Linked DNA regions of Mus musculus: regions 2 and 3 are each linked to region 1. Evidence: chromatin loops called from intact Hi-C (ENCODE). Cell type or tissue: gastrocnemius. All regions are shown on one strand. Links, peaks and the distances in the headings refer to the core of each region. The heading gives the core; the rest is flanking DNA. Region 1 overlaps Jade1 (jade family PHD finger 1). Region 2 has its middle 17 kb from the start of Gm42437. Region 3 has its middle 54 kb from the start of Gm40038.

The links. A loop is a pair of places that touch in the nucleus more often than their neighbours do. Peaks named below come from ENCODE experiments on the same cell type or tissue, not always from the same donor. Only the 100,000 strongest peaks of a DNase experiment are listed, where the experiment ranks them.
Region 2: a loop joins it to region 1, with 4 times the contacts of the local background. A loop is called at or near these places in 5 of 42 quality-filtered maps.
Region 3: a loop joins it to region 1, with 3 times the contacts of the local background. A loop is called at or near these places in 10 of 42 quality-filtered maps.

What each region holds. Positions count from the first base shown.
Region 1 is chr3:41,595,738-41,606,274 of GRCm38, forward strand. Jade1 (jade family PHD finger 1) reads left to right here. Exons shown (of 11, transcript NM_001130184.1): 6 at 878-1,089; 7 at 4,285-4,452; 8 at 5,630-5,746; 9 at 8,733-9,254. Among named protein-coding and RNA genes, the nearest start is that of Jade1, 45 kb to the left of the region's middle. In gastrocnemius, for the core only: CTCF peaks have their summits at 4,194 (motif pointing left), 5,275 (motif pointing right) and 5,474; DNase peaks (open chromatin) are centred at 4,257 and 4,672; H3K27ac peaks cover 1,240 bases.
Region 2 is chr3:41,038,393-41,048,929 of GRCm38, forward strand. It overlaps a transcript of Larp1b not described here. Among named protein-coding and RNA genes, the nearest start is that of Gm42437, 17 kb to the left of the region's middle. In gastrocnemius, for the core only: CTCF peaks have their summits at 3,956 (motif pointing right) and 4,157 (motif pointing left); DNase peaks (open chromatin) are centred at 3,054 and 4,048.
Region 3 is chr3:41,222,483-41,233,019 of GRCm38, forward strand. No RefSeq gene overlaps it. Among named protein-coding and RNA genes, the nearest start is that of Gm40038, 54 kb to the left of the region's middle. In gastrocnemius, for the core only: a CTCF peak has its summit at 6,168 (motif pointing right); a DNase peak (open chromatin) is centred at 6,209; H3K4me3 peaks cover 506 bases; H3K27ac peaks cover 1,620 bases.

The DNA.
Region 1 (10,537 bases), core at 3,252-5,751:
TTATAGGCAGTTGGGAGGACATCTGCAAATAGAAGAAAATAGCGCTTTCTCACCATTTCTGAGGCCACAGTAACCACTTTGTCTTTATTTTTTTCGTTTTTAAAGGCTTTATATTAATTACATATGTGTGTCTGGGTGTGTGCAGGTGCATGGGGAGGTCAGAAGAGAGTCTTCAGACCTCTGGGATCTGGAGTCACAGACAGGCAGCTGTAAGCATCCTGACAGGGGCTGGGAATCCAGCTCAGGTCCTTTGCTGTACCTGCTCTTGGCCACTGAGCCATCATCACCATCCCCCTTGCTCCCTCAAGGCATTTGCTGGTAGAAGGAAGTGTGTTGTATTTTATTTAACTCCTAGTGAGCTGACTTCTTTGCTCCAGACATTTCCTTGTGTTTGCCGCTCGTGGATCTAAATTTATGCATTTCAGTTTGGTGAATTCAAAGTGGGGAGGGATAAGTCAGTTAAAAACGTTAGGATGTTTGCTGTGAAATCTGCTTCAGGGAACTGTTTAAAGTAGCAAGAAAGAAAAGTTAAAACCAAAACAAAACCCAAACAGCAAAACCCAAGCAGCATAATATGTAGTCCTGTTCTCTGAGTCAGATCAGTGTCGGCAAGAGTGTGAAGGGGCGTTTAACAGGGCATGCATTTAATATCCTAGGATGCTGCGGAAGTTGTTTTGAGTTTTGCTTCTCTCTGTTGTGTCTTCCATAAGGAATGGAGGCGTTATCTGTGGACTGGCCTCAGAGTCACAGAGTAGCATTTTCTCTGGTGCTCAGTTACCTTTATTTATGTTTATTTGGGAGTTTAAACACGCCAGTGTCTTCGCTATAATTCTCACTGCGCACTTACTCAGGGGAGATCTGCGGTGTTTTCCTGCAGGGATGCCGGAGCTGGACGAGTACACCATGGAAAGGGTCTTGGAGGAATTCGAACAGCGATGCTATGACAATATGAATCATGCCATAGAGACAGAAGAGGGCTTGGGGATTGAATACGACGAAGACGTTGTCTGCGATGTCTGCCAGTCACCTGATGGCGAGGACGGCAACGAGATGGTGTTCTGTGACAAGTGTAACATCTGTGTGCACCAGGTGAGTGGGGCAGCAGAGCCCAGAGAGAGCTGGGTGCCGTTCTGGTGCTGAGCCTCTCAGCCAGCCTGTACTGCCTGGAGTCTAGGGTGGTTCTTCCTAATGGAGCCGCATCCCACAGTTGTGCTTTAGGAAAGTCTTACCTGACTGTAATCCCAGGGCATGGCTCTCTGCCTTTACTCCACGAAGGCACTGCGATTCAACTGGGAACACTGGAAACAAACCCGAGCAAAGGGTGCTTAAACTCTACGTTAGCTTTTAACTGCGGTGACTAAAACAACAGAAGCTGTCTCTGGAACTGGAGTTTTGTTCTTCCTTGTCTCTTCCTAGCTCATGGTGGATTCTTGTCAGTCCTTGGTGGTTGGCTTGCCCATTAGTCTTCACGATGTCTTCCCTGTGTGTCTGTCTAGATAGGGTTATCTTCTCACACAGTCCTGGTCCTGTTGGATTAGGTGCCTGCCTGCACAGTGTGGTCTCAGTTTACATAGTTGTGTGTCACAACTGTTTCTAAAGGTCCCGTTTTCAGGTGGTGGTGCGGTCCTAAAGTATCTTCTGGGGGATACAGGATAAACCATAGCGTTCATGTGTTTACGTATCAGCTTAGCTGTGGAAGGGGGTCAGGCACCCCTTTGACTTTTCGTCTTAGATTTTGGTTAGTTCTGTGTATGAATATTGTGCATGTGTATGTCTGTGCACCACCTAGAACGACTGGTGCCCAGAGGTCAGAAGAGCACGTCAGGGGTCTCCGCTGGAATTGGAGCTCTGCGATGGCTGTAAGACACTGCCTGTGCTGGGAACTCTGAGTAGTCAGTGCTCTTAACTGCTGAGCCGTCTCTGACTCCCTTTTCGTGAGCATTATTTCAAGGTGGCAGTAGACCCACCTTGGTGGGGGCTTGCTGTTGTCTTTTAGTGAAGGTAATTTAGAAAGCTTAAGCATAGATACAGGGGCCTTTTACCCCTCATGTAACTTAACAGATTTATTATTACTTTGTGGTGGTGTGTGTGTCTGTCTATCTGTCTGTCTGTGTGAATGCTGGAGGAAGTGAAAGTTGGATCCCCTCAGCTGGGCATATAGGTTGTGAGATATCTGATATAGGTGCTGTGAGCCACACTGGGGTCCTTGAAGGGCAGCAAGTGCCTTTAACCACACAGCTGTCTGTCTGTCGAGTTCTGTATTTGACTTTGAATGTGGTGGTCAAGTGATGTGGATTTGCGTGGGGACATGTGTACCAGGCAGTTTTGTGATTTAGAAAACTGTCCTGACGTACTTTTCTGTGAGGCCATCAGTGACTCTCGGAGAAAGTGGAAAGTTGCTTGTGTGACCTGAGCTCTGTGTTTTATTATTGTTCTTTAAAATAGCCCTGGCTGCCTGTATCTCAGTGTATAGGCCAGGATAGCCTCCAACTGAGATAATCCTCCTGCCTCTGCCGCTGAGTGCTGAGATCACACATACTCACTGCCACACTCAGAGATCTGGGTTACCCCTTTCTCTATAATTCACCTCTAGGGCTTTAGAAAACTCCATGGCTTCACCAGCGGTGGCCCCGTCTCAGCTCATCTTCACAGGGAACCCTGAGACGGACCTGTTTTGTATCTGGGCTTTGTGGTCCAGAGGGCGTCTTGCCCTGGAGTCCCTGTGGAGGTGTGTGTGATGGGAGGCCACACGACTGCCACTGTTGCTGCTGCCTCTCATTGACCTAGTGACCCTGAAGTCTTCTGACATTTGCTGTTACGAGATTTCTGCTTGAAATCCAGTTGTGCTCTGTGCTTCAGAAGTCTGTAAGCTGCCATCAGGGCTGTGTGCCAACACCTTAGCATGTGGGTGGCAGAGTTGGCCCTGATGACTTCCGCTTCTTCTGCTCTCGACACTTCACGCTCACTTTATTTTACTTTCCGTGAGATTCTTCATGGCTTGTCTTTAAGGCATACTTGATTAGTGTAGATGTGCCTTTCCAGTAAACGAGATCCTCGCTTCAAAGGGAGCTCTAGAACGCCATGGCGTTTGAAGCCCTCCTACTACTGTTGAGATCTGTAAGAACACTGCTTTGCTGGTAGACTTGTTGACCACTGCTCATTCGTGGCCGCGCGGAGCTCTCAGGACTGCGGTGTTACTGTTTCTTTGCTGAGCTCCGCTCTCATCCTTGTGTTTTCCTTCTTGTGTCCTGGGCGTTCGGATTTCATGGTGGCTGTGCTGTTTCTGCCTGGAGAAATAGAGCCAGGTTCCTGTGACTTCCGACTTGCAGTTCATTTAAGGATAACGTTGTGAACTGTCTGGGTTTTAAAGGGCTGTCTGAGCACACTCCCGGTACTACCATGGGTTTGTTTATTTACTCCCCTTATTGAAACATTTGCTTTTTCTTTCTTTAAACCAGCATAATGATTTCAGTTGTAAAAGCCTTAATTTCTGCAGTTTGGGTTGTCTTGTGTAATTTTGCCAACTTGTGCAAAACAGGCTTTGTTTTTAAACATCAGCGAAAGAAACCAAACTCTCATTTTGAAATGTCTCGCTCTTCTGCGGCTGTCTGTTCGCATGAACTCTGTTGGACTCCAGTAGGAGGAGTGTGTCCAGCTTGAGCAGCGAATGGTTGCCCAGCCACTATCACCTTGGCTTTGGTGCTTTGTTTTGCCTTCGTTCCGTGTCACGCCCATCATGAAAGCAGAGAGAGGTCTGTTGTACCCTCTTGAAGCCTGCAGCCAGGTTGGAGCATTGGCTGCTCAGTGGTTGGAACTGTCTTATGGCTGGGTCTCTTCCGCACCACAGCAACACTCGTTATTTTAGGATCCCTCTTGTCAAGTTCTTGGGACTTCCTGTGCTGAAGACACATGTGGCGTGTCTTTGGAGCTCAGGCACATGGGTGCTTGGAGGTGGGCTGGCATATTTCCTCGAGGGTCAGGATCACAGTTAGGTGGATATGGGCATGTCTACTTTGGTGTGGCTCTGTGAAAATCCTTCTAGATTGTTTTTCAGTTCACAAATAGGGGCTGGGCGATGCCTCGTAAGACTTGCTGACCGCCCTTCAAGAGAACAAAGGCTTGATTCCTAGATCCCACATTGGCTGCTTACAGCAGGCCATTACTCCAGTTCTAGGGGATCCAGCACCCTCTTTTGGCCTCTGTGGGCATTACACAGTGTGTGGCACAGTGATATATAGAGGCAAGACACCCATACACATAAATAACAAAGTTGTGGCCTTACAGGCTTGCTATGGGATCCTCAAGGTGCCAGAGGGCAGTTGGCTATGTCGTACATGTGCCCTGGGAGTTCAGCCAAAATGTTTGCTGTGTCCCAAGAAAGGCGGAGCTATGAAGCCGACCCGCAGCGGAACCAAGTGGGTCCACGTCAGCTGTGCCCTGTGGATCCCTGAGGTAAGCCTGCTTTCTGATAGCATCTTAATTGAGACAGTCCTGGTTTCCTGCTGGGGTTGGGTAGGTGGGAGTGAGTGACTCACAGGCAGCAGTAGAGCTGCTGGGTCCCCTCTGTCCCCAAGCTGATCCTGAGCAGAGCGGGTCTGTGGAGGGGCTTCCTGGAGGCAGCAGTGGCCTGGTGTCCACAAATAGCCCCACTTTTCCATTTCTGGAAACCCTCACGTAGATGACAGCACTCACAGGCCAGGCCTGGCACCTTCACGGCTCTGTCCTGAGGGTAGCCATGCTACTGTCCCTGCCAGTTTGTGTTTGCCAAACTCCGAGTGCAGTACCACAGTGCCCTAGGTCACACTTCTGTGAGCTTTATTTAAATTCTTCCTCGGCTTCCACCTTGTTAATTTCAGGTCTGCTCTAATTTATTTCCAGTCCCAGACCTTAACTAATTTAATTTGCATGGCTTGTGATGAGAATATCATTTGTCATTTAAATTCCAGTATTTTTGGTGTGTGATTTGCTGCATTTTTTTTCCCTCCAGAGGAAAATTGCCTGGGTATGATTTACATGGGAGTTTCACTGGATCTTTTGGTTTAATATTAACCAGTTTGCAGTTCATTATTCCATATTTATCTTGCTAGATTTTTACTTTTAATATAGTTATGTGTTCTGATGTAATACTATTAAATATAGTTTATCTCTTTGCTCATTCTATTATTTAAATATGTTTACAATGGGTTTTTAGTCCTTAAAAATTCTTGTCAATCTAAAGTCTTTTTTTAAAAAAGATTTTATTTATTTGATATATATGATGTACTGTAGCTGTCTTGAGACACACCAGTAGAGGGCATCAGATCCCATTACAGATGGTTGTGAGCCATCATGTGGTTACTGGGAATTGAACTCAGGACCTCTGGAAGAACAGCCAGTGCTCTTAACCTCTGAGCCATCTCTCCAGCCCCTAGCCTTGTTACGATAAGATAGATGTTTTTGCTATCAGATACTTGAAAGAAGTGAAAACTTGTAGAGAGGTCTATAAAGACTGGCAAGCTGGTATCAATGGGGGCTGATCTCTGGGCTCTGCTGCTGCTAGTCCAGAGCTGGGCCCTGGGGCTAGCCCTCAGGTCTGTGTTACGACTCTGATTATCCGTGTCATGCCCATCTGGCTATTTTGGATCTTTAGGTAAGCATTGGCAGCCCTGAGAAGATGGAGCCCATCACAAAAGTGTCTCACATTCCCAGCAGCCGGTGGGCGCTTGTGTGCAGCCTCTGCAATGAGAAATTCGGGGCCTCCATACAGGTAACAATGGCTCAGTAAGCGTAGCTTTGTTTTCCTCCTCTGTGTGCTAGGGAGCAGGGTGGGGGAGGAGGCTCTACACAGCATTCATTGGAGGGTTAGGAGGAGGAAGGTTATCTGGAAATCTGCCTGGGTTTGGAGGCAGTTCCAGTTTGTCTGGCCTAAGCCTAGTAGAGTCCTCTTCTTTTCATAAGCAGACATTCCTGGTAAGAACCGAGGCTTAGATACTCTTGACTGTGGCACTTGAGTTGTCTAGCCTTCCACTGTAGTCTCATTACCACAGACCAGTCTCACAGACCAGAAGTCCTCAGGGCTCCCTGCTGGGGATGCCTGTAGCTGAGGTAGGTGTTGGGCAGGCCTCTGCTTTTACACCGGGAGGGAGTCTGGAGCACACACACACTGCTGCCCTAGTGAACCAGCCAGCATGTAAAAGGCTGATTGATTGCATTTACATGGCCAGGTACAGGTAAGTACAGAAAGTCACGAGGTATGCAGAGTTAATGGGAAAATGGTATCTGTGTGTTGTCTGAAACTCTTGAGTAATTGATTTCTGGGGTTCATTCATTCATTGATATCTAGTCGGTTATGATTTGAGGCCTAGAACACTGTGTTGAAGGTTAATTTGGACTCCAGCAGGGACCCAAGTAGGCCTCAGATTCTTCAGTTTTTGGTTTGTCTGTTTGCTTTTGTTTGTTTGTTTGTTGTTGAAATCTGGTGGACAGAAACACTGTTTGGGCAGCTTCTTTCAATATAGAGAATACAACAGGTACAGGCATGACTTGACAAGTGTGGCCCTGGCTTTAAAACAGTTTCTTCATTTGGTGGAATATGCTATATTTTGGTTGAGCAATGATTCTTTGAGTAAGGTGCCCAAACCACTGACTGGTATTATATCCCCTCCCCTCCCCTCCCCCCTCCCCCTTTTTTTCCTCTTTATTTTGGTTTTTCACGACAGGGTTTCTCTGTAACTCTGGCTGTCTTTAAACTCATTTTGTAGACCAGGCTGGCCTTGAACTCAAGAGGTCGGCTCGCCTCTGCCTCACCAGTGCTGGGATTAAAGGTGGGCTCTTTTCACTTTCTTAACAAGCCTTGAGTGGTTTGACTTTTCACTGTTATGGTTTCTACTGCTGTTCAGGCATTAGTAAAAAATACCAGGGCAGGCACTGGGCAGCTGAGATTTGGCTTTGGGGATCTTAAAGATATGATTTTTGTTGTTGTTGTTGTTAGTAGAATCTGTTGAAAACTAAAATGAATTTGGGCAGAAGGAATCGAGGAGAGGTCAAAAAGGACTTGCGTGTCTGGCGTGTGTGGGAGGATGGCAGTTCCTGTGCCTGGGTTAGCTGCTCTGAGCACATCAACCCTGCTCCTTAGCTGATGTTTCGTGGGAGGCAAACTCGAGCCCTGTCTATTTTTCAAGGAGAGACACTCTTAAGGACATTTATGTTGCCACTGATCTCTGTCCCCAGAGCATTAATTTGAAGAAGGGGCCAAGGAAGGCAGATGACGTTTCATATCTTAACAAAATAAATAGATTGATTTTTATTAAAGAGAACTCCTCTCAGAAATGTCTGCAGCTGGGAAGACTAGTTTGTTTCTGTAACATCTGTTTGCTGAGTCAACCCGAATAGGAACACCCAGAGGAAGGCCGTTTGGCATCTTTTCAAAGTCCCGTATAAGTACTCTGCTGCAGCTCATTTCTCTTTAAGGTTCGAAGGCCTGGGTTAAGTGTAGTTTAAGGCAGACGCAGACTGCACCTCAGTCACCTGCTCCCGCTCTACTTCCCGCTCGGCTTCCTGCTGTGTGGAGAAACAGTGTGTCTTCATGAGAGTGGCCAGGTGTGTCTGCGTGTGTTCTGCCACCAGAGCTGATTGCTTTCACAGGCTTCTTGTAATTGAGGTTATTTATAAAGGTACAGATTAAGCATGGTGCATAGGCTTTCGGTGATTGGAATTGGCGGTGGTGAAGGGGCTGCGGTTGTACAGTAAAGGATTAGATTGTGGCTGGCACTGAAGTGCATCTTAAACGCTGAAGTGATGAGGGGGAAACCCAACTCCAGTCTCTACTCTGTGGTATGTGATGGCAGGGTCTGTTGAATGAGTTTAATTAAGCTTTTCAGCTGGCCTGGAGCACAAGCTCCTTGGTTGTCTGTGCAGCCTGGCATGCCCCAGGGATCCCTTGGCCTCACACAATACAGTTGCTTTTAAGGGACTGGCTTCAGCCTCCAAGAGGTACCTCTTTCTAGGGATTTGCTCAGTGAGATCAGACACGAGAAGTTAATCACTTTGCTCCTGCTGGCCAGAGGCTTGTATCTGGATCAAAGGCACTAAATTGTAGCCCTGTGCAGGCGGGGAGTGAGCAGGGTGTTCAGTGCATCTTGATGAGGCCTGGCCTCTGTGCTGACTTCCTTGGGGCCTAAAGGAAGGGAGCGTCTGCAGCAGGGAGACCTTTCTCCATCCTTCCTGAACTGGGCTCTTGTCTCTCCTTCTTTTCCTCTGGCGTGATCCCTAGATGCTACTTCCATGCTGCTTGTGTTTACCTTCCTGAGTTGGGACCTTTTCCCGCTGGGGGTTGCACTGAGGATTCACAGTCTTTTAAAACTGATCAGGAATGTGTGCACTGAGGACATTGCTATTCACAGTTTTTATAAAACTGCGTTCAAGTCGTGGAGAACTAAATTAAGGCCTCAGAGTATGCGCTGTACATAGAGTGCATTCGCTTGGGGATTGTGCCACCCTCCCCAACAGGAGCCAGTTGTACAGCCCTCCCCCTCCCCTGCTCTGAGATTTCAGTGCTGTGATTGTTTCAAGCAAGTTATAGTTTGCTCTCTGAAAGCTTTACCCTACATTGTGCCCTGACGTTCCTTCAAACCTGTTCATCTTTGTAAAGCTTTTCTGTCTCATTGAGTGTTTCTTTGTCATCATATGGGGTGGCCAGCAGTGGGGGCTCTTGTTGCCACCGCTCTGTAACTGTCTCCCTGTGTTGTTTGCAGTGCTCTGTGAAGAACTGCCGGACAGCCTTCCACGTGACTTGTGCTTTTGACCGTGGCCTGGAGATGAAGACCATATTGGCAGAGAATGATGAAGTCAAATTCAAGTCCTACTGCCCAAAGCACAGCTCACACAGGAAACCCGAGGAGGGCCTGGGTGAAGGAGCAGCCCAGGAGAATGGGGCCCCTGAGAGTTCTCCCCAGAGCCCTCTGGAGCCCTATGGTAGTCTGGAGCCGAATCGAGAGGAGGCCCACCGGGTGAGTGTTCGCAAGCAGAAGCTACAGCAGCTGGAGGATGAGTTCTACACCTTTGTCAACCTGCTGGATGTGGCCAGGGCGCTGCGGCTGCCTGAGGAAGTGGTGGATTTCCTGTACCAGTACTGGAAGTTGAAGAGGAAGATCAACTTCAACAAGCCCCTCATCACCCCAAAGAAAGACGAAGAGGACAATCTAGCCAAGCGGGAGCAGGATGTCTTGTTTAGGAGGCTGCAGCTGTTCACGCACCTGCGGCAGGACCTGGAGAGGGTAATGATTGACACCGACACCTTATAATGACTTAGAGAAGAAGATGTAAAGAGGCGGGCACTTGCCTAGAGATGATAGCCAGTCATTACTCTCAGATCCTTGTACACACTACAGCATGAGGTCATGTTGGTTAAACATATTTATGGGCTGGTAAACTCACTGCATTGTGCAAGACTGCCAGTGTGGGAGTTGCTTTGTGATTATTTCTCCTGTTAATCTTTACTGTTCTCCAAGATCAGATGGGGTGTATCTTCATCCCCTATTCCCTTGTCCTTATAGAGCTGGAGGGAATGGAGCACCAGGAACATGACCAAGGGCTTAACTCAGCAGTTTAGAGCCTGGTTTTGAGAACTGGGATGTATCTGAGTTATGGGGGATGGGGCAGCGGCAGGAATATTCCTTGTTTAACCTGGGGAGACATTTCCTAGGTGCTGATGAAGGGCTCGTTAGAGAGAGCCAAGCACTGCCTCCCATTGGCTCATCTTTGCTTCTAGGCTAATCCACAGGGGCATTCCCAGCTCTGTTGTGGAGAAGAACAGGCTGCAGGTGCTCATGTGTGTGCATGGACTTATATACACCTATTACAGAAGACAGTCTTGGCAGTGAGGTGCTAAGTCATCACAGAGGTTGTGCACATACAGAGTACGATTGTGTGTGGCGCGCATCCCTCTCTGGGTGATGTCTGCGTGTGGTGTGATTCCTGGTGCACAGGGCATTGGGTATGTCTGTGGAGCCCTTAGCAATCTCAGTACACTGCATACATAGACACACACGTGTTTATCACACTCCTGGGTTGCTGATTAAGTGGCTGTTGGCTGCCTGGAGCCTCAGCTGCTGGCACTCCCCTCAGCTGTTTGCTGCTTGGTGCCTCCCCCACTCTCCATTACCTCTGGAGTCCCCGGCTGGACCTTTTTTCCTGCTGCAGGAATAATTAGGAGTGGACTGTCCTCCCCAGGGTCTCCCACTCCCGTAGGTGGTTTTTGACCAAGGCTTGCTAATTGGGGATGCGTCTTGAGCACCTTCCATACCTACTCCCCTGACTGCTAGATACCTATTAAATTCATTAGTGTGGCAGAGATGGTATGCAAGTTGTCTGGCCTGAAGCAGCCTGTGCCGAAAGGCACCCAAGTGGCCTGAAACAGCTAATGCGTATCTCCCTCCAGCTCCTCACTTATTAGAGAGGAGTGATTCATCACCTGCTTGGCAACAGGATCTGACTCATAGGTGATTTGAGATGAGAGCGTAGGCAGGAGAGTGCAAATGTACTTGGCCAAAAGGATCAG
Region 2 (10,537 bases), core at 2,849-5,348, 560 kb before region 1:
ATTCCTGCTTGCATTATAAATGGATTTAACTTTCATATCCTCAATAATACTGTCTAGTCACTACAGCACAGGAATCCTGAGTGAAATGTCACACCGGCCGTGGGCTGTTTGACCTGGCATCTTTTCCCCCTTTCTGGTTCCATTCAGCTGTTGTTTAGCCATCGGACACTGGAGAAGCCTACAACAGGAGCTTGGTGGTGAGGAAGGGACTAGAATGGAAATGCATCCAAGAAGCTAAAGGAAGACCAGTGAAGAAGTGGCCTCATTGAACCATTTTCTTAGAGGAAGGGCTCTGTATTGCACCCTGATCATAGCCTGGCCAGAGACATAGGGGAAGCTTCTTAGGTTTGTGCTGACTGAACAAGCTAGCCCCAGTGTGCCGAGGAAATGTAAATGTACTCCTGTGAGTTGCTGTAAGAATGTATTATCCTGCTAGAGTCTCTAAGCACCAATGGGGATGCCCTGGTTAGAAAGTCTGGCTTAGACGCAGAGGGGAGTAGTGAAAATGTCTGCTCTGCTGTCTTTCGTGCCTTGCAGCTCCCTTCTAGTGAGGAATTTGGAAGACAAAGACATTCATCTACTTCTGGGGAGGAGAGGATTCACCATACACTTCCTCCACCAAGTGCTGCTGAGCCTGCATCTGCAGGGAACTGCAGTCCCAAGGACGGTGTCCAGGGGAAATCCACAGGAGCCCAGTGACAACTCACAGTGACAGTGCCGCCTTGGCCTCTAGGGTTGAAGTACCAGGGAAGTAGATACGTACACAAACGTCGTGTATTCTTGAAATCAACATTGGCTTCAATGTGTATGTGGATAGATCTTCTGATGTTTAATTGTGATAATCAGAAAAACAAAAAGGAAAAAAATTGTAGTCTTTTTTTTCCCTAGCAACATGAACTCCACATGTTTTCCCTGATTCTACAAACAAGGTCTGCTTGACGTCAGGGGATCCCATGGCGTCTTTGCCATCACGCTTTCTTGACTGTTTACAAGAACAAAATTGCTTTATTTATTACGCTTAAACACACATGTTGCGGCACATGGAATACCTGACATTTCAGCTCATCCCTCTTACAGGAGATACAGTGTATTGTATTCATCTCTTCTGTATAACTCTCAGTCAGTTGTCTCCCTGTCAATCCATGTTTGAACATATCAAAAAGCAAGGGAAGGTTATGTATATAGGTCTTAACTTCAGAAATGGAGATGAAACATACATTTATTTTATTCTTGTATATACATAATTAGAAGGAAAGTTTCTTTTTCTTTCTTCCTTTCTTTATTCCCTTCTTCCCTTCTCTCTCTCTCTCTCTCTCTCTCTCTCTCTCTCTCTCTCTCTCATACACACACACACACACACACACACACACAACAAAGGAATGCATAGCAGACTGTAGCTGTAGTGAGGCCTGTGGGTCTGGACACTGCTTTTCCCAAGTCAGAGGCAGTTGCAGCTGCTGTGTAGATGTGGAACTTTCTGAACTGGCATAAGCTGGGTGTGTATACTCAGGCCGATGGATTCTACAGAAGCTTGCACGTATGCTTGAAAACTGCGTTTTACTGGAATAGTTGTGTAAATAAATGAATTTGTTTTGAATGTGCTTGCTGTTTACATGTGCATGTGGGTGTTTCAGTCACACACTGGTCACCTAGTGTTTCCATTTCGTTTCTCTTTGTCTTGTCCTATACTCATAATTGTTTTCAAGTGATGTAATAAATTGATTTTTAATTCTTAGTGCTATTGTAACTGATGTAAATAAATAATAGTTTTAGTTTTGTGGAATTTAAAAAATAAATTATTTTGAATCATCTGAATCAACTTTTAAACTTTATTCATGCTCTATTCACAATGCTGTCGTGTTTGAATTCTACTAGGCTCAGTTGTCATTATGTTTCATTAATGAAGTTCCAGTGACGAAGTTCGTAGGTTCATTTGTACTGAGCACAGCATGATTCAGAAGTACTTTATCGCACGAGCAGAAATACCCAGTCTCAATGACGGCATTGATTATCGTCTTTTTTGAGGAGACTGGAGAGGTTATCTTGTTCTTATAAGTTACATATTAAAATATTTCCTGAGGATGTAACTCAGTGGAAGAGCACTTACCAGGCATTTATCAGGCCCTGAGTTCAATCCTCACCACTGGGGGAAAAATAAACCTAAAGTACATAGATACAGTGATGTCGCTGAAGCAAAAGCTTGCATAGCACTGTGAGGCCCGGACTGCATCCCTAACAGAAAAGGGAAAGTGGGAGAACGGGAGAGAAGCAGGAAAGGAAGGAAAACATAAGGAAAAAGACAGAGATAGCCAATCTTTTGAGAAAGGGTTGTTGATTCATAAACAATTTTTCATTAGGTTGTCATGCATACTAATAACACAGTTTATAATGTCTACTAATGTGACAGTTTTGAAGTTTTAACTTTAGAAAGCAACTTTAAGTATCCCCCCCCAAAAAAAAAGGGGGGGAAGGGTGCCAAACAAGCTGCGGTCTTGTAGACGTAAGTGGGGGTTTTCTAAGCCAGTAATTTTGTTCAGGTAATGATGTATTATTATCTATGGAGGTGCAGTCAGTTTATAATACATAGTTTATTTTGCATATACATGTACTTTGAGAAATTCAGAAAAGCTCGAAAAAGAAAATAACCTTTTTTTTTTAAAGAAAGAAACAAAATTGGTATTATGCTACACATACGGAATTTTAAAGTGCTGGTTTTTACTCAGAGCTGTTGCCTTGTAATGACTGTTACATTTTTATATGGTAACCTTCATTAGTTACACAGTGTCCCATCTCCAGAGGTTTACATTCAAAGTGTCAGCTGGATATCGGGGCTCAGTGGTATGTGCTTCCTTCCATCCTTGTGAGCAGCAGTTACAAGTTTTCCTCTCCATTAAAATGGGGGGGGGGGTTTGGATTGTTTTCATCTTCTTGTCCTGTAATCATTTTTTACACTTTTGGGACACATGCCACAGTGAACACGTGGAGGTCAAAGGACAACTCGCAGAAGGCACTTGTCCTCACAGTGTGGGTCGGGGGGATTGAACTCAGGTCATCGGGGTTGGCTGGCAGGGCCTTTACTTTGTGAACTGTCTTGCTGGCCTATTGCCATCTTGCTCAGGTTACTGAGTGAGAACTTGCTCTGTCTGTTGATTGTATTCTTTGTAGATTGCTTGGTCGTGTCTCTTCTTGTCCTTAGGGGGAATGTTTATATTCATTGATTAATTTATTTGGCATTTACCTCACCAACAATATTGACCCCGTGCTGTCTGATCTTATGTTTAAGTACATTTTTAAGCCATTTATTTATTTTTATTTTCTGCTCTTTGGTGTTTTGCCTGCAAGTATGTCTGAAGATGGCAGATCCCTGAAACTGGAGTTACAGATGGTTGTGAGGTGCCATGTGGTTGCTGGGAATTGAACCCAGGTTCTCTGGAAGAGCAGCCAGTGTTCTTAACTGCTGAGCCATCTCTCCAGCCCCAAGTACATTTTTTTGATAAAAGTTAAAAATTATGCCCCCCTTAATTCTAAATGTAAAACTTTAGCAGTAAAGAAATTGGCGTTTGATGAAAAGAAAATACTATAAACTGACTATGAATCTTAAGTGATCAGATCCACAATTTAAGTCCCTGGAGATCCTGCCCTTCCTTTCCTGGGACAGGCGTGGGGTCCAGCAGGTTGTGTAGCTGAAGACGGCCTTGCCTCCTGATCTTTGCCTCCTGATCTTCCTCTACTGATATGATCACTGTGGACCACCGTGTCTGGTGTAGCTTTGATTTTGATTTTTCTGAACTTGTTTTGAGAGCTGACACCTCGGCATTTCTGGCATTTTCTTAGCCTCTTGCTGTCATGCTGTGATGTTACCACTTTTTGTGTGTGCTCCATCTTTTCCTGCAACTAATTCCTTAGGCCCTAGAAACTCAGTTATTCTATTCTTTCATGGGAGACAGATCCAGTAGAATAATAGCCAATTGTATAACCACTAGATGGCAGAATAGGACATGTCAGAGCTATGGACTTGTGACATAGGAGTGTGTGTCTGTGTGTGTGTGTGTGTGTGTGTGTGTGTGTGTGTGTGTGTGTTTGGTGTGTGTGTGTTGAACTCTTACTCCATCTTGTGGTGATATAAAATTATATCAATGGCTTGAATTACTAATATTCATACATATATCCCTGTTATTAGTAAATTAGACTGAGCTATTTCATTGGATGATAGAGAAAACATTAAATTTTTGTTTACATGCCTGGCCAACACAGATTATATAGTTAAATCATTGGAAAAGAGGTCCTGCCCGGGACATGAGGAACCTAATAGTAAAGCATTCTCTTATGACATGTATCGCATTATCGCACAGCTAGGCAGCTAGGCAGGTGAAGGCTACTAGGGCTACAATCCTGAAGCAGGAAATCAAGGCCAAGTGCTCATTGGTAAGACTGTATTTTGTCCAATTAGTGGCTTCTGATGCAGACATGTCTAGGACTTAGATAAGTCCTCTGGGACATAATGGTTAGAAAAGAATAGACTCTCCACCCCCCCCCCCCCCAAAAAAAAAGATAAACCAAAAATGACCATTTTTATAACAGACTATTCAGAAATAATATTTTTTCTGGCATTAAGGTATGAAGAATTTGTTTCAGGCTTAATTAAGAACCATGCTGGCCTGCGGATGACTGGTTGGGAGTGGAAGCTACGCGAACAGATAAACAGTTTGAGTCCTTCAGACCCCACATCAGGCATTTCACGGCTGCTTGGATCTCCAGCTCTGGCTTCTGTGGTTACCTGCACACATGTGCACAGTAATAAGAATAAAATACTTTTTAAAAAGAATCATCTGTAGCCTTTTACTGTTTGCCAGTTTGGCTTTTAATTTTTTTTTTAAATATGGTATCAAGGATTGATCCAGAGCCTCTCTCTCTAGGCAAATGAATCCTCTACTCTTCCCTACATCAGCAGCCCTGCTTCCAATAACTTCTTTTCTCTTGGCCAATGAAGAAAGAGTTGGCTGATAGAATGCTTTCTAACAACACATATTGCTGCAGTAAGTTCTAAGCCAGAACGTGCCATTGCGTTTTGATTTTTCCAGGTGATTCTGAGGCTATGGACAATCTGTTTTTCAAAATGGTTGTTTTGTTTGTTTGAGACAGGGCCTCATTGTATAGAATAAGCTGGACTTGAATCTAACCAGTGCAGCCTCTGCATAGCCACAGCACCCACCCCCAAACACTCATGCACGCGCACACACACACACACACACACACACCCATAGTGTTTTAAAAGGTATTTGATTTTTATTAAAACGTAGATATCTCAGACCTGTAATGGTTAATGTCTAAATTGGTTTACAGTTGCCTGTCCCTAAGTATAATCTAAGGTATGGACTTTGAGAACACTCCACAAAAATTAGCAGACTACTGCAGTTTGAAGGTAAGACGCTAGCAGCTGCCATTGTGAAACTGCTCATCTGTGGAGTTCAGGCGCCTCGTGCTAAGTGACTGTCCTTCATCTACAAAGTCCTGCATATCTCGGGGTGTTGCCAGAACCCAAGCAGAGCAATTGACAGAGCACGTGAGATGGGGAGTCCCATGTATACAGCTGTTGAGACTAAGCGCTCACTGGCCAAGGCTCCCTTCCTCTAGGGAGTTACAAATGCTCATTGGAGTGTTCTGTGGAATCAAGAAACTTAAAGCCCCGGCTCTTTGTACTGTACTTGCCTACAGATAAGGTAGGACTGTTTTTCCTGTCTTGTTTGTGGAAGGTCCACTTGCTTATCAGAAGCAGGGCTGAACAGTCGACCAGGGTAAGTTCCAGGAAGTGTAGGTCCTGCGTTATGGATCTGAAACATTGCCACTCTCCGTGCCTGGCAGCTATTCTGCCTTGCTGTGACCCTCCAGGAGCTGGACATGAGACTGCCTTGCTGGGGCCTCTCCCATCCAGCTGTGGCCTCTCCCGTCCAGCTGGGGCTCCACACATTCCAGGCTGGACTTTCCCTGCTTTACAGAACTCGTATTTTTGTTCGCATTTGATAATTTGCCCCAGGAATTCATCGATAACTTCTACAACTTTTACAACAACTTCAACAGTAGCTGGTTTCCAGCACAGAAGTTGTCTTTTTATCCTCTGTAAATCAGGTTTACAGAGGTCAGCATGTACCCACCTTTTCCTCTACTTAGGCTGAAACCGATCAACAGACACCCTGACTGAGTCAGGACCAGCCCTAGCCTGCTTCATTCCCATTGTACTTTTTCATAAGCCTTGCTGGTGTTAATGTTCAAAATTATGGTAGAGTCCTTAAGGAGGCCCAGGTAAAGTCCCATGTGCTCTGTAGTTCGCTAGAAGAAAGAATTGTCTTTTCTCTCTTGAGTTAGGGTCTCGTGCAGCCTAACTTGAACTAATTGGCCTTGAACTTACTATTAGCTGAGCTGACCCTGAACTTCTGATCCTCCTGCCTCGACTTCCTGAATGTTGGCCTTATAAGCATGCATCACCACGATTTCCTCAAGTCTTCTCAATGTTCATAGATTACATAAAATACAAACTTGCCGTACTACATGGGCAGCATCTTCGCTTTAGAATATCAGTTTCCTAGAAACAATTTTTAGTGGCTGTTTCTGAAGCATTTTGTTCTCCCATCTTACCTGGGTTTGAACTACTCGTGCCTAAATCATGCAAGTACCAGCTCAGGTAGTCACATTCAAGGTGTTCTGAGGGAGAAGAATTATCAGGGGAGATATGGTCCAGGCAAAACTTAGTTTCTTGTCATAGTTGACCACCACAAGTAAGGGCCAGAAATGCTGTCTCTTCTGGCCACAGCTGTTTCCCACAAAGTATGAAGAGAAAAGGAAGAAAGAGAACACCTGAAATCCATGTGCCATGTACATGACATATCTTGTATAAATTCTTTTTTTTTTTTTTTTTTTTTTTCTGAGAGGGTTTCTCTGTATAGCCCTGGCTGTCCTGGAACTCACTTTGTAGACCAGGCTGGCCTAGAACTCAGAAAGCCGCCTGCCTCTGCCTCCCAAGTGCTGGGATTAAATTCTTAAACCGTGGAAAGGGAATGTATGAAGTCTTCTAAGCAGCACCATGACCTCTAAAACAGCAGGGGTGGAGAGGGCAAACAAGTGGCATGGGGATAGCAGTGTGCCTGCGGAAATCTTTCCAGGGGAGCATTCACAAGACTCGAGTTTGGCTGCTGTGTGCAATAGCAACAGTTTGGGTCTTTTATTGTAAGTTTTGTGTGACACACTTGTGATTCTGTCTTTGGAGTATCCTCAAACCAGAACCTGGCTACAGAGGCTGAAAAACAACTTCTGTGCTGGAAACTGGCTACTGTCAAAGTTTCTGAAGGACCAAAGGAAGACATCATAATATCTCACAGGTGTGTCAAAATCCTCCGTTTTGGCCAGTGAGATAGCTCTGTGTGTAAAGGTGCTAGCCAGAGCCTGACCTCCTGGGTGCAACCCCTAAAACCTCCATGGTGAATGGAAAGGATTGACCCCATGCATCGGCGTGTGGCCCTCTGACTGGCACATGCATCACACACATGTGCGCGCGCACACACACACACACACACACACACACACACACACAGAGGAGTGTGGAGGAGAAAAGGGAGGGGGATGGAGGAGAGAGAGAGATTAAGAGAGAGAATATCAGTGTAATACAACCCTCCCATTTAGTACTGGTGTGTTAGCCACACTTTTAATCTTAGGACTCAGGGGGCTGAGGCAGGAGGACTGCCCAAGTTCAGGGACAGCAGAGCTGGGCACATCTTAGAAACAGTGGTAGCAGCAGCAATGAAATGCCACCCTGTCTTACTGCTTTGGGTTGTCAAGTCAGCTTAGTTTAACAGAAGGTTTTAAATGGAGACTCTTCTCAAGGCAGCATAAAGCACTCCAGAAAAGATCATATGGACATTGATATTCCAAACCCACCCATTTCCACATCGTCAGCTTTCCTCGGCTTGACAGGGTTCAAGCCCCACAGAGGTGAGCTGCTGTCAAACCTGGAAAGTTAATGAGTTTCTCTTTATGAATATGTCTGTGGAGGAGGAAGCTTTGTGTATTTTTGGCTTGTGTTCACTATGTTATTTAACAAGGGGGGGGGTTGGTCAAAACATGCTTTAATCAAATTGTATTAAGTATCTTTTGATTTCTGTGAATCCTTACATCATCTTTTCTATTTCCGTTTACAAAATATATTATTTTTAAATCGTGCTTGAGTTTTTTTTGACACAGTAGCAGCAGTAAGAAGGAAGGAACTTTGGAGCTGAGAAGTACCATGTCCATTATAGGCTACTGCGATGGGTGTTACTCTGCTCCAAAATTTAAAACTACATGGGAAGTTCTATCTCACAGTAACTGGCTTTGGTATCTAAAAACCATTGGTACTTCTAGAAAGTAAAAAAGTATCTACTCAGGTAAAAGTTAATCAGATCCCATGTGTTTGAAAATGAAAGAAAAGCTTCATATATACAGAAGAGAACTTAGCTACAGGTATAGAAAGTTTCATCTCAGGACATGTAGAGCAAGAAAAGATACATCCATGCAGATGATGCTGGAAGACTCTTGTCCCAGAAGATGCCAAGACAGTATAAGTTTCTGCCCTGTGGAATTCAGGACTCCAGGTTTCAGCTGGAGTCCCACTAAAACCAGCCTTGCAGCCGTGCAGGGATCCTCTTGCTGAGCCTCACTCAACTCCACACCATGCCTTGTCTCAGCTGTGCCCTCAGAGGGGTTTTACTCCTGCCCACTCCATGTCAGGCACAGCTTTCTGCCTTCCATATCCAAAGCGGTGAGCAGGGGCCCACACCTGCAAAGCCAGCCTTGCTATATATAAAAAGCAAGAATTAGTTATGGCCCTCTGTTCTGAATGGGCCTTCAGCAGCCTCAGCTACCACAGTTTCCTGTCCTTTGAGCATTTGGGGATTTGTCTCACCTTCCTTAATGCTTTGTGTCAGTTTTGGGATTGTTTTTTTTTTTTTTCTTTTAGTTTTTTGGTTTTTTGTTTTTGTTTTTGTTGTTGGGGGGGGGGTGCTCTGGGACTTCTGTTCATTTTAGGTGATCAGGGCTGGAGAGATGGCTCAGCAGTTAAGAGTACCGGCTGCTCTTCCGAAGGTCCTGAGTTCAAGTCCCAGCAACCACATGGTGGCTCACAACCATCCGTAATGAGATCTGACGCCCTCTTCTGGTATGTCTGAAGACAGCTACAGTGTACTTAGATATAATAATAAATAAATCTTTAAAAAAGATACATTTTAGGTGATCTGTTAAGGGAAGTTTAACGTAAAGATAGGAAAGAAAAATGAGGGGGAGAGAGAGAGACAGACAGACAGACAGACAGAGAATGAACAAGAAACTCCCTGCTAGCTGCAGTTAAATGCAGTTTATAAGTGGACAACTAAGATGTACAACTTTTGGCTCATTTTAATATCCCAAATATTACGTAGTAGGCAACATGGGGTGGAGAAGCAAAGATGCCCCTTCCTGGGCCATGGGACTTGAGGGGACTTGAGGTATGTGAGAGGGAGATGTAGTTCCCCTGCCCGCTGAGCTGGTCTCCCAGGACACTACAATTGTTTGTTCATAGCTATAAGCTCATGGAGGCGGCTAAGAATTAAGTTGCTTATTAATTCATTTAGTCATGACCTACATATGGTTGAATAATCACGGGGCCATCTGTCCTCCTTAATTAACATGCAGAGATAAAGAGATCTCTCTGTACTTCTGTGGGTGGTGAGAATCCTATCAAGAGGCCCAGAGTGACTTGTCAGGATCCCGGGCAATTGCTCTAAGGCCAGCAGCCAAACGGGGTAGTGTTTGCTGTTTGGGTTGATCGAGGTTCTGGGTTTTTTGTTTGTTTTTGTTTTGTTTTTGTTTTTCAAGACCGGGTTTCTTTGTGTATCCCTGTCCCTGGCTATCCTGGAACTAGCTCTGTAGACTAGGCTGGCCTTGAACTCATAGACTCTGCTGCTGGGATTAAAAGCATGTACCACCACTGTCCAGCCTGATTCTTTTTAAAGGACCTCCTGTTGGGACCATAGCTGCAGCGCCATAGCCTGAACTGACTAGGCTAACGGAGGAAAGGGTGGCTTTGGCTCACCAGAGTGTCTGTTCATCATGGTGGGGACAGGATGTCAGAACAGCTCAGTTCAGGTCTGCAGGAACATGCAGGGGAGGGAGGGTGTTCAGTTCACATCTCAGAGGATCAGTAATCAGAGTGAGGCCCGAATCTGGGGCAGAGGCCTTCCCTGGTGACCTGCTTCTGCCTGCCGGAGCCTACCTTCTGAGGATCCAGAGGCTTCCAAAACAGTGCCACTGTCTGGGAAAGAAATGCTCAAACATGTGAGCCTATGATGGTACCAGATACAAACTTCTGGGTATCAGAGGACACCATAAAGAAAAAAAAAGAAAACAAACACACACGATAGAAAACACTTTCAAGTCATACATCTGATAAGAGGTCACTCTCTAGAAAACAGAGAGAAGTGGAACTCCACAACAGCAGGGCCAACTCACAAAAGATTTCGACAGCTGTGGAGAA
Region 3 (10,537 bases), core at 5,087-7,586, 370 kb before region 1:
TGAATCAGCAACTGCAGTCCAGTCCTCTTGGCAGGCAAACACCACACACGAGCCACCAACAGCAGTTCAATCCTGAGGAAACCGCACGGTGTGCCAACCAGCCTGAGGTCGCAGAAGCTGAAAAAGCCACAGGAACCTCACAAGAAGTTCTTTTTTAATTTTTAATTGGTTATTTTATTTATTTACATTTCAAATGTTGTTGAAACTGGCTTCTTAATTTCCCCTCTGCAAATTCCCCATCCCATCACCCCTCCTTTTTGCCTCTAAGAGGGTGCTCCCCGCTTCCCACCTCATTGCTCAAGCATTTCCCCACGCTCGGGCATCAAGCCTCCACAGGACCAAGGGATTCCTCTCCCATTGATGCCAGATAAGGCCATCCTCTGTATATGTAGCTGGAGCCAAGGACCCTTCCATGTAGTACTCTTTGGTTGGTGATTTAGTCCCTAGGAACTTGGGATGATTCGGTTGGTTGACAGTGTTGTTCTTCCTATGGGGTTGCAATCTTCTTCAGCTCCTTCAGTCCTTCCCCTAACTCTTCTACTGGGGTCCCTGAGTTCAGTGTGATGGTTGGCTGTGAGCATCTGTATTGGTCAGGTGCTGGCAGAACTTCTCAGGGAACAGCCATACCAGGCTCCTGTCTGGGAGCACTTCTTGGCATCAGCAATAGTGTTTGGGTTTGGTGTCTGCAGATGGGATAGATCCCAAGGTGGGGTGGTCTCTGGATGACCTTTTCTTCAGTCTCTGCTCCATTTTTGTCCCTGCATTTCCTTTAGACAGGAACAACCCTGGGTTAAAAATGTTTAGATGGGTGGGTGGCCCTATCCCTCCACTGGGTGCCCCCATTCCTCCACTGGGTGCCATGCCTCTCTACTGGAAGTGGCCTTTGCGGGTTCTTTCTCCCCTTTGTTGGATATTTTGGCTAACACACATGGTATTTACTCACTGATAAGTGGATATTAGCCCCAAAGCTCACAATACCCCTGACACAACTCACAGACCATCTGAAGCTCAACAAGAAGGAACACCAGAGTGTGCATGCTTCAGTCCCACTTAGAAGGGGGAACAAAATAATCATAAGAGGTAGTGGGAGGGAGGAGGGGGAGGGGAAAAGGTGGGGCAGAATCAGGTATGGGAAGAGACAGGAGAGAAGTCCAGAGGGTCAGGAAAATGAATAGGAATAAGTAGCAATAGCGGGTGGGGAACTAGAAAGTTCCAGATACCAGGGAATTGAGAGGTTCCCAGGACCCAACTGGGATGACATTAGCCAAAATTCACAAGAAGCTCTTCGGTAAATTTCTCACTGACATCACCACAAGCAGAGCTCAGCAACTCAATGTAAGGTGACCAATATGTGTGTGTCATTAGCAAAGAATAATGAGGCAGAGCAAAGCAAGCCAAGGCTCGAACTCCCATTGTCTGTGGGGTCATACTTACATTCCTTCATCACGTGTCTGCTAAAGCAAAGCATCCCTTCACCTGTGTCTGCTTTAGTAAAACATCCTTTCACCTGTGTGCCCCAGCAAAACACCATTTGACATAACTTTCCAAAGAAACCAGAGGTTTCCATTTTATGTTTTAGAAAAAGGGATATTCGTAGACTATTATAATGTTTGACATTCTAATAGTATATATTCCTAAGATATTGTGCTGGCTGCCCCACCCCCACCCATGGTTTCTCTGTGTAGTCTTGGCTGTTCTGGAACTCACTCATTAGACCAGGCTGGACTTCAACTTAGAGATCTGCCTGCCTGTGCCTGCTGAGTGCTGGGAATAAAGGTGTGCGGCTTTGTGTTGGCTAGCTTTATGTCAACTTGACACAAGATATTTGAGAGGAGGGAACATCAATTGTGTCCAGATGATTGGACTGTAGGCAAGCCTATAGGGTATTTTCTTAGTGATTGATGTGGGAGGCCCAGCCTATTTTTGGTGGTGCCATCCCTGGGCTGGTTGTCCTGGGTTCTCTAAGAAAGCAGGCTGAGCAGGCCAGAGGAAGCAAGCTAGTAAGTAGCACTCCTTTATTGGCCTCTGCATCAGTTCCTGCCTCTAGGTTCCTGCCTTGTTTGAATTCCTGTCCTGATTTCTTTCAATAATCAACAATTATGTAGAAGCTTAAGCCAAATAAACTCTTTCCTCCTGAAGTTATTTTTGGTCACAGTATTTATCACAGTTACAATAATCCTAACTAGGGCATAAGTCTTTTATATATTGTATGCATGTAAGAATTCTCATAAGAAAAATTAATTGACCTATTTTTACTTCCAATGCTATACCTGAAGACACTTCTGGGACTTTTTAAATTTAATTTATTTTTTTTTTGCAGTTTTTAAAAAAAATATTCTTTAATCTTTTTTCACAGTCCAGACTTTATCCACTTCCTGTTCATCCTCCCAGTGTTCTGCATTTCACACCTCCTCCTCCTCCCCCTCACCTGGTCTACCCCACCCCACGTGACCTCCCCACTCCCCGGGGCCTCAAGTCTCTCAAGGATTAGGTACATCTTCTCTGACTGAGCCCAGACCCTGCAAGTCCTCTGCTGTATAGGTGTCAGGGACCTCGTATCAACTGGTGTATGCTGCCTGGTTAGTGGCTCACTGTCTGAAAGATCCTGGGAGCCAGGTTAATTAAGACCACTGGTTTTCCTACAGGGTTTCCCTCCTCAGCTTCCAGCTTTTCCCTAATTTAGCCACAAGTGGCCAGCAACTTCTGTCCATTGGTTGGGCGCAAGTATCTGCATCTGACTTTCAGCTGCTTGCTGGGCCTTTCAGAGGGCAGTCATGATAGATCAATGTTTGATGAATTCTTTGAACATTTTGTGTCCTATGTTTTGACCTCCCAGGTCCACCTCTGCCTCCATACCTCCCAGCTTTGTGTCCTTTTTAAAAGATTCAATAGGCCATTGACTCCAGTGTGTGCTGTCCATACATTTCTGGGTTTTAAGAGTCTAGGACCCAATCATATCTGCCTCAGAGATGAAGATCACTGGTTAAGAATGGTTCACTCTGAGAACCAAACCCGACAGTTTCCTTCAGTCCAACTTACAGCTTAATCTTTGTGTGCCGATTATACAGGAAAGTTGACTTGTAATTTGAGTTAGAGCCACATGAGACACACATCAGGTCCCTGACATGGGTGTTAGCAAGGCTTGTCAGCCCACTGCTCTAGAGAGCACGGACAAAATTTACAAAAATGCCCACGTTTGCTGAATGGGATGTGCCTTATCCACCGCTTCTCACTTGGAACTAAATAAACAGGCTTGTTCTTAATAGTCAGTCCTCCTTATCCACAACTTCTCTATCTGAGGGATCAACTAGGTGGAGGAGGAGGAAGAGGAGGAGGAGGCGATGGAGGAGGAGAAGGATGAAGAAGAGGAGGAGGAGGTGGTGGAGGAGGAGAAGGAAGAGGAGGACGAAAAGGAGGAGGAGGAAGAGATGGAAAAAGGAGAGCAGATGCTTGGCATGTATAGTACCCCCTAGTGATTTGCACAGCATTTACACTGTGTTATAAGGAACCAAGAGAAAGGATGTGGAAAATTGTGTGTCCCTTATACACAAATATTCCATTTCATATATGGATTTGAGCTTTGATGGGTTTTAGTATGTGCTGGGGTGCTGGAACCTATCCTCCAGGGATGCTGAGAGATGTGTGTGTGTGTGTGTGTGTGTGTGTGTGTGTGTGTGTACGTGTGTGTGTTGGAGATCAAGCACAGGTCTTTGCTTATGGGCTGCACCGCAGAGCAACGCCCCGACCCCACTCTGAGATAACAGGAGACACTCCTGAGATTTGAAACTCAGAAAACTCTTGTGTAAATGCCTCTTTATTATTTTTTTTGCATGTGTATGTGTGTTGTATGAATGCTTTTTTTTTGAATGTTCACATCCATGTGCATGTAAGGTTCAAAAGTTGATACCAGGTGTCTTCCTGACTGTTTCCTCCGTGTTCCCTGAAGCAGGTCCTTGATGGGTCCAGAGCTCATCAATATTGCCTATCATAGCTCCCTTCAGTGTTCTGGAGACCCTGTCTCTGTCTCCCAAGTGCCAGGATTAAAGGTGACTAGGTGACTATTTTACCCGTCTGGCTTTAATGTGGGTTCTGTGGATCCAAACTCCGGCCCTCACAAACGCACAGGGGCAGTTTGTCCACCGAGTCACCTTCTCAGTCCCCAAAGCCAGTGTTTCTTCTCCAACTGAAAGGCTTCCACTTATCTCCTGGGTTGGATGCATCTCGGTCCCAGAGCTGTAGCCATCTCTTTTCTATACATTTCCTGAAGCCGAAAAGAAAGACAAGCATGGCTTAATAAAGCCACAGCAGGGGTCTGAAGAATCAGCGAGTGCCCACTGATGCCCATAGGGGCAACTTGGAGCCAAGCCACTCCATGGAAGACCTTCTGCAGGTAGTTATTTTTGGATAACAATCTAAGATGTGTCAAAGCAGAAACAGAAATAACTGGAGGCAGAAACCATGGCTTGCTGCCTTGAAGTCATGTGTGTCCTATGGTTGATTTCAGCTTTTTTGTGACACGGTCAAAAGATCTCAGGATTTAATGCCTCTCTTCGCACAATCTCTCTCCCCTGGGGACGAGGGAACTGGGCCAAAACATTCTATAGAACCAGCACTCTAAGCAGCAGCCTCTATAGCAACAGAACAGGTAGGGAACAGCTGCAGTGGTTTCTGTCCAATTTTCCTTCCAAATAATCCAGATATCTAAGAGATAAGAAAACACAAATACCAAAAATCTCACTAGAATTCTGGATTAACGACAGCTCTGTCTTGTCTCCATTTTGATACACCAGCTGATAATTGGACTATAGCTGGGTCTAAAAATAACACACAGTATATTAAAATAATATTCCTAGGCTACATTTCCAAAGTGGTATTCTGGGACTTCTGTGCATTAATCCTGTAACAATAACAGGATTTGTGCTTTCACCTCCCCTGGCGTAGCTTTGAAAATCTAGCCCAAAGCAGCTAACATTGCTGTTTAAATCTTCCTTTCACATCTGCAGGGAAATGTGGAGATTAAAAAAAATATATGACAAGCCAACAGCTAAAATGACCTATACTTGGGAGAATCAGAGAAACACCTATTTCCTCTCAGGAACTGGGCCAATCAATATAAATATTTCAAAAGGACCATCATGCAATGAAAGCCTTGGAATTTGTATCCTACTTCAGAACACCCTAGATATTTCCAATGTGGACACATCCAGTTTTCCACTGGGGAGGGGGATGTTGTGATGGCTGAGCTGGGATGCTCTCCAGTGAATGAGTACAGGAGACTGTATTTATGTGTGCCTGTGTGGGTGTATACATGCATGTTAGTGTGTATATGAGCCTCTGTGTGTGTGTGTATTAAAGAAAGAGAGGATATGTGTGTGTGTGTGTATATATATATATATATATATATATATATATATTTATATATTTGAATGAATACATGAGCCCTGTGTGCATGTATGCTTGGGTATATGTGTATGTATATATGTGTGAACATCTGTGTGTGCTTCTGCATATATATGTATATATGTATATGTGTGTATGTATATATATATATGAGAGAGAGAGAGAGAGAGAGAAAGAAAATATATATCTTTGTGTGTATGAGCCTCTGTGTATATGTGCCTGTATGTATCTGTATGAGAGTAAAATTGAGCCTATGTGTATGTACCCCAAAATGTGTATATAAGATTGTGTGTGTATGTGTATGTCTGAGTGCATGTGTGTGAGTGGATGTGTGTCTGTGTGTGTAAGGATGGGAAAGAAGGCTGCCATTACTCTCTATGTTGAAACTTAGGTGAATCTCGGGGATTAGGTGTTACTGCTCACAGTGGCTAAGAAACTGCACATCCTAAAATCTGCACACAGTTCTAAATTGAAGCTCTAAATAGCACTGGATTGAAGTGACAGGAGTGTTTCGACAATACCATTAATTGCATTCCACTAATTGAGAAGAGCTTTTGTGCAGTTAGGTTTGTGGTGGGCTGGATTTAGTCATTTAGGTGCCCCTCAGGCTGCCTCTGCTTTCCGCCTGCCATGCCTTTGAAATTCTAAAAAGGAAAAGAAGGCCAACATGCAGAGCAATTATTTCAGAACAGATTGCCCGGTAACATTTCATATTATCACTGAAATCCATCCTTTCTGGGACAGAGTCTTGCTCTGGCCATGAACATCCAAGAGATGGCAGCACCCCTGCTCTGATGACTGGCTGTGTCCCTCCAGACAGCTCACCGCAGAGGTCTTGTCATTGCGTCACCTGAAAGCCAGTTTAGAGGGTGGAGGTGGGGGAGGCATAGCATTCTCAGCTCTCAGTTCTTCTGGAGAGTTCCGGAAACAGGCGCGTTGACTGTTTGAAACGTATTTGAAAAGGGTTTCTTTTTTTTTCCCCTTGAAATCCCCTGTTCTGTGCCATATCTTTCTAAGACCACTTAGGTGTTCCCTGGCTTTCTCCTGGAGGGAGGAAGGAAGATCTGCAGTTGCCAGGGATCCCCTGAGCCTTATTTTCAATTCCTGTCCTTCCTTTTTATAAACATGGGGAGGTGGGAATTGCATTATTAGCAATTGCGCTTTGAACATGTATGTGTTCAAGGCACTTAGCTCAGCATTGAGAATGTGACACAGCCTACATCAGGACAGCTTTTTTTCTTCCCCACCGACTCTCTCAGCAACCCTTCTCCCAATCTCCTGCTAAAAATATTCTGCAGAGCAAATAGATGTTGAGACAGCGTCAAACCCTGCAGGAATGAGTGACAGTATAACCTGCCATGCTAAGTATCAGATGCCTGACACGAAAAGCATTTGCTGACATACACGAGGGAGCGTCAAGGCTGGGTAGACAGGTCAGCGTCTAGGTCTCTGGGACCCACCCTTCTTCATGTATCCTGCCTGAATATTTGGAGAGCAATTGCTGGGACACACTGAGGTGGCCTGCTGACAGGGTTTTGAACGTGATTCAGGGGCAAGACTGTTATGGATAACTAGTGTCCCATGGCAGGCCACAGCACCTAGGACCTAGGGCCAACTCAGGGACTTCCTATGTCCACCTTATCCATTACAGAGGCTAGGACTCTGTGTCCATCATTGTGGGATCCCACTTGACTTGGCTTTGACCCAGCATCTTCTCATTGGCTCATTTCTTCAGCCTTGTGACCTCAACAATCTGTCCTCAGTCCAGGAACACGGCCACATGGTTTGTGTTTCCTGTATACAGCGTTTCAGTGTCTGATCTATGAAGCTGTTACTCAATGACTACACACTCAAGATTTCCAGTTGATGGTCAGGGCAAGGAGGAAGAGGAGAATGAACTGGCACACTACACATCTGTCTGTAGAGAGCTTTGGAGCCAGGCCACCAGAGGAATGCTGCCCAAGCATCATCACCTTCAGAAAGAGCTGCCCTTCTTCTCAGGAGGAATGTTGAAGACACTGGCAAATTACTGAGAGTGATAATGTTCTCCCAGGCTCAGCAATGGTGGGCACCCTGCTATCATTCTCTGACGGGTTTCTCAGACTTGAGGACAGTTGAACTCTTTAAATATCTGTCTGTCTATCTATCTATCTATCTATCTATCTATCTATCTATCTATCTATCTATCTATCCATCCATCCATCCATCCATCCATCCATCCATCCATCCATCCATCCATCTATCTATCTATCTATCTATCTATCTATCTATCTATCTATCTATCTATCTATCTATCTATCTATCTATCATCTATATCTATCTATCTATCTATCTATCTATCTATCTATCTATCTATCTATCTATCTATCTATCTATCTATCTATCATCTCTATCTATCTATCTATCTATCTATCTATCTATCTATCTATCTATCTATCTATCTATCTATCTGTGTGTGCCTGCTTGTTTGTATGTGCATTACATGTATCAATGTGCTCTTGGAGGCTAGAAGAGGGTATTGGATACCCTGTAACTGGAGTTACAGGTATTTGTAAGCTGCTGCGTGGATGCTGGGACCCAAATGTTGGTCCTCTGCAAGAGCAGCAACTATTCTTAGTCACTGAACCACCTTTGCACAGCCCAGAGGGTTGAACTTTTTTTTTTTTTTCCTTTTTTGGTTTTTTGAGACAGGGTTTCTCTGTGTAGCCCTGGCTGTCCTGGAACTCACTTTGTAGACCACGCTGGCCTCGAACTCAGGAATACTCCTGCCTCTGCCTCCCAAGTGCTGGGATTAAAGGCATGTGCCACCACTGCCTGGCCTGAGGCTTGAACTCTTAACTCTCCATGTTTGTGGAAATTCAGTCATCCACAATCATCTAGTCTTCAATGATTCCAGACAGCTGAAGTGCAGAACCTCTGTTTTAACTGTGGTGGCATGTAACTTTGCACAACATGTGTTTGTTTGGGTTGGGAGAGATTAGATACCAGTCTCTGTGTAATAAGCAAATCTTCCTCAGTGACACTTAATACTTTGTTTAAGAGACAGGTCGAATACTACTGCTCGGTGCCCATGGTGAATATGGCAATCAGTGCATTGGTTGTTGCCCAGTGAGTTGGCCACAGCCCTGGCTGGTAGAGCCAAGCCATCTGGAGCAGGGGCACACAGTTCATGGTAGACACAGGCCAGAGAGATGCTATGGCCTCATGGCCCTGCTCTGCTTTCCTCCAGGCATCTCCTTGTCATGCCGAGGGACTCTGGCAAAGCAAGGCAGGCCCCACAGACAGAGTGTTAGTGTTTGGTCTTTTCCACTTGCACCCCAGGACTGGGAAGTGCTCTCTTCTCCTCAGCTACTTGTCTTGAGAATCTGAACACCCCGCCTCTATTCCTTCATTCAGAGCCAGTGTCAGCCATAGATGCCAACAGGAACATATGGTCTGTGACATGAGCACAGATTGTGGTTAGGTCTTCAGAGGTGACAAAAGTCGCCAAGTACACCTGCAGAACCTTCTGTGGACAGTGAATTTGGTCACCCATCCTGTTGCTTTGCAGTATTACACGGATCATTGTCTAAAGATTTTTATTACCTGTTGTCTCCAGTTGAAAGTTTGAATGGAATAGGTGGATTATGAGTTCTATGATAGAAAGAAATAGAGTGTTCTAGCCTCTTCTCTCTTCCTGGCATGTCTAACTCAAGGGTCTTCCACTTGCTCATTGTTTCACTCCCAGTAGCTTCTCAGTCAGCCACGATCAGGGATATGGGAAGTTCTAGAGATGAATAATTTATATTTGAAGTTATACGCCACTCTGGGTGGCTTTGTGGAATCTCGTATCACCATTGCATCCTGTCGGGAACACGAGTCATTTAGGCCAAGTGATCTGTTCGCCCCACTGTGGGGTAGCCACTGTGCTATCAGACTGTGCCCATAGAGGAGTCTGAAGGCTCTGCTATCATCTGAAGCATCAGTCATCCAGGGGTGATCTTGGAACATGGCCCTCTCAGAGAAGTGGATGATCACTGTGCAAACAGTGTTCACCTAATGAATCTCAATTTCATGTCAGCTCAGGAGACTTCTCACATAGTTCCCTGTGATTTAGAGCCTTCTCAGTGAGCAGTTGAAAGTGTATAGATTTATTATGCCCAGTCTGATGACACTGATCTCATGCCCACTTCAGGAAGAACCCTTCAAGACATTTGCCTGTGGGCTCGGAAGAGGCCAGGACAGTTCAACCTTTGATCTCATGCTGTGCTCCCCTTAGTTACGTCTCCAATAGACTCCCCCTACCTGGAGGAGAAATGAAGTCATACTGGGATAACAACAACTTCCAAAGCTTCGTGGAGCATCTACTTGGCTGAGCAGCTTTGAGACCCAATTGGTGGATTGTTTGCCATCTCGGTCTGTGTTCCAGGAGTGACACACATCACATCTGGTATTTCCTTTGCCAAACTAAGACATGGGCCAGTTTGATCTTAAGAAGGTAGAGGAGTGAAGTGTTTGTAGAGCCCTGGGAAGAAGAGAATCAGGTTGTGGACATATATACAGAACTGCTGCACCTCCTTGGAAGATTCAGAAGTTGCCTCTATGCAGTCCCTTCTTGAATGACAGACCTTTATGCTTTTGGGTTCACAGGGACTGAAAACAAAAATCGACCTAAAGATGATTTATGTCATTAAAATGGCCTCATTCTTTTGTGTAAATGTCAAGGTTTTCCACTTGATCAAAGTCACCAGTTGTAGTACATCCTAATGCCATCTGTCACATGGGGGCACATGTCTTTCTAGTGTGGGGGCCTGCTCATGTTTCTAACGCTTGCAGAACCTCACAGAATCAGTTGCTATAGAGCGGTGTGCCACTTCAGAGCCCAGCTATGGTGATTCAGTCTTTACTCCCTGTCCCATGGCTGGCAAGACCTTTGGTCACAAAGCATGGCCTCAAGTTCTGAAAATCAGGCTGGAACCACCCACCATACCTAATCTAGTCCTGTTTTCCTCACTGGCTCCACAGCTCTCCTAAAAACACCCACAGGAAGCAGATGTGTGCAGGTGGGTGCATGACAGAGGTCAGTGTTGGGTGTCTTCTGTTGCTCTCCATCTTACTTTTGAGGACAGGGTCTTTTACTGAGTCTGTAGCTCTTGAG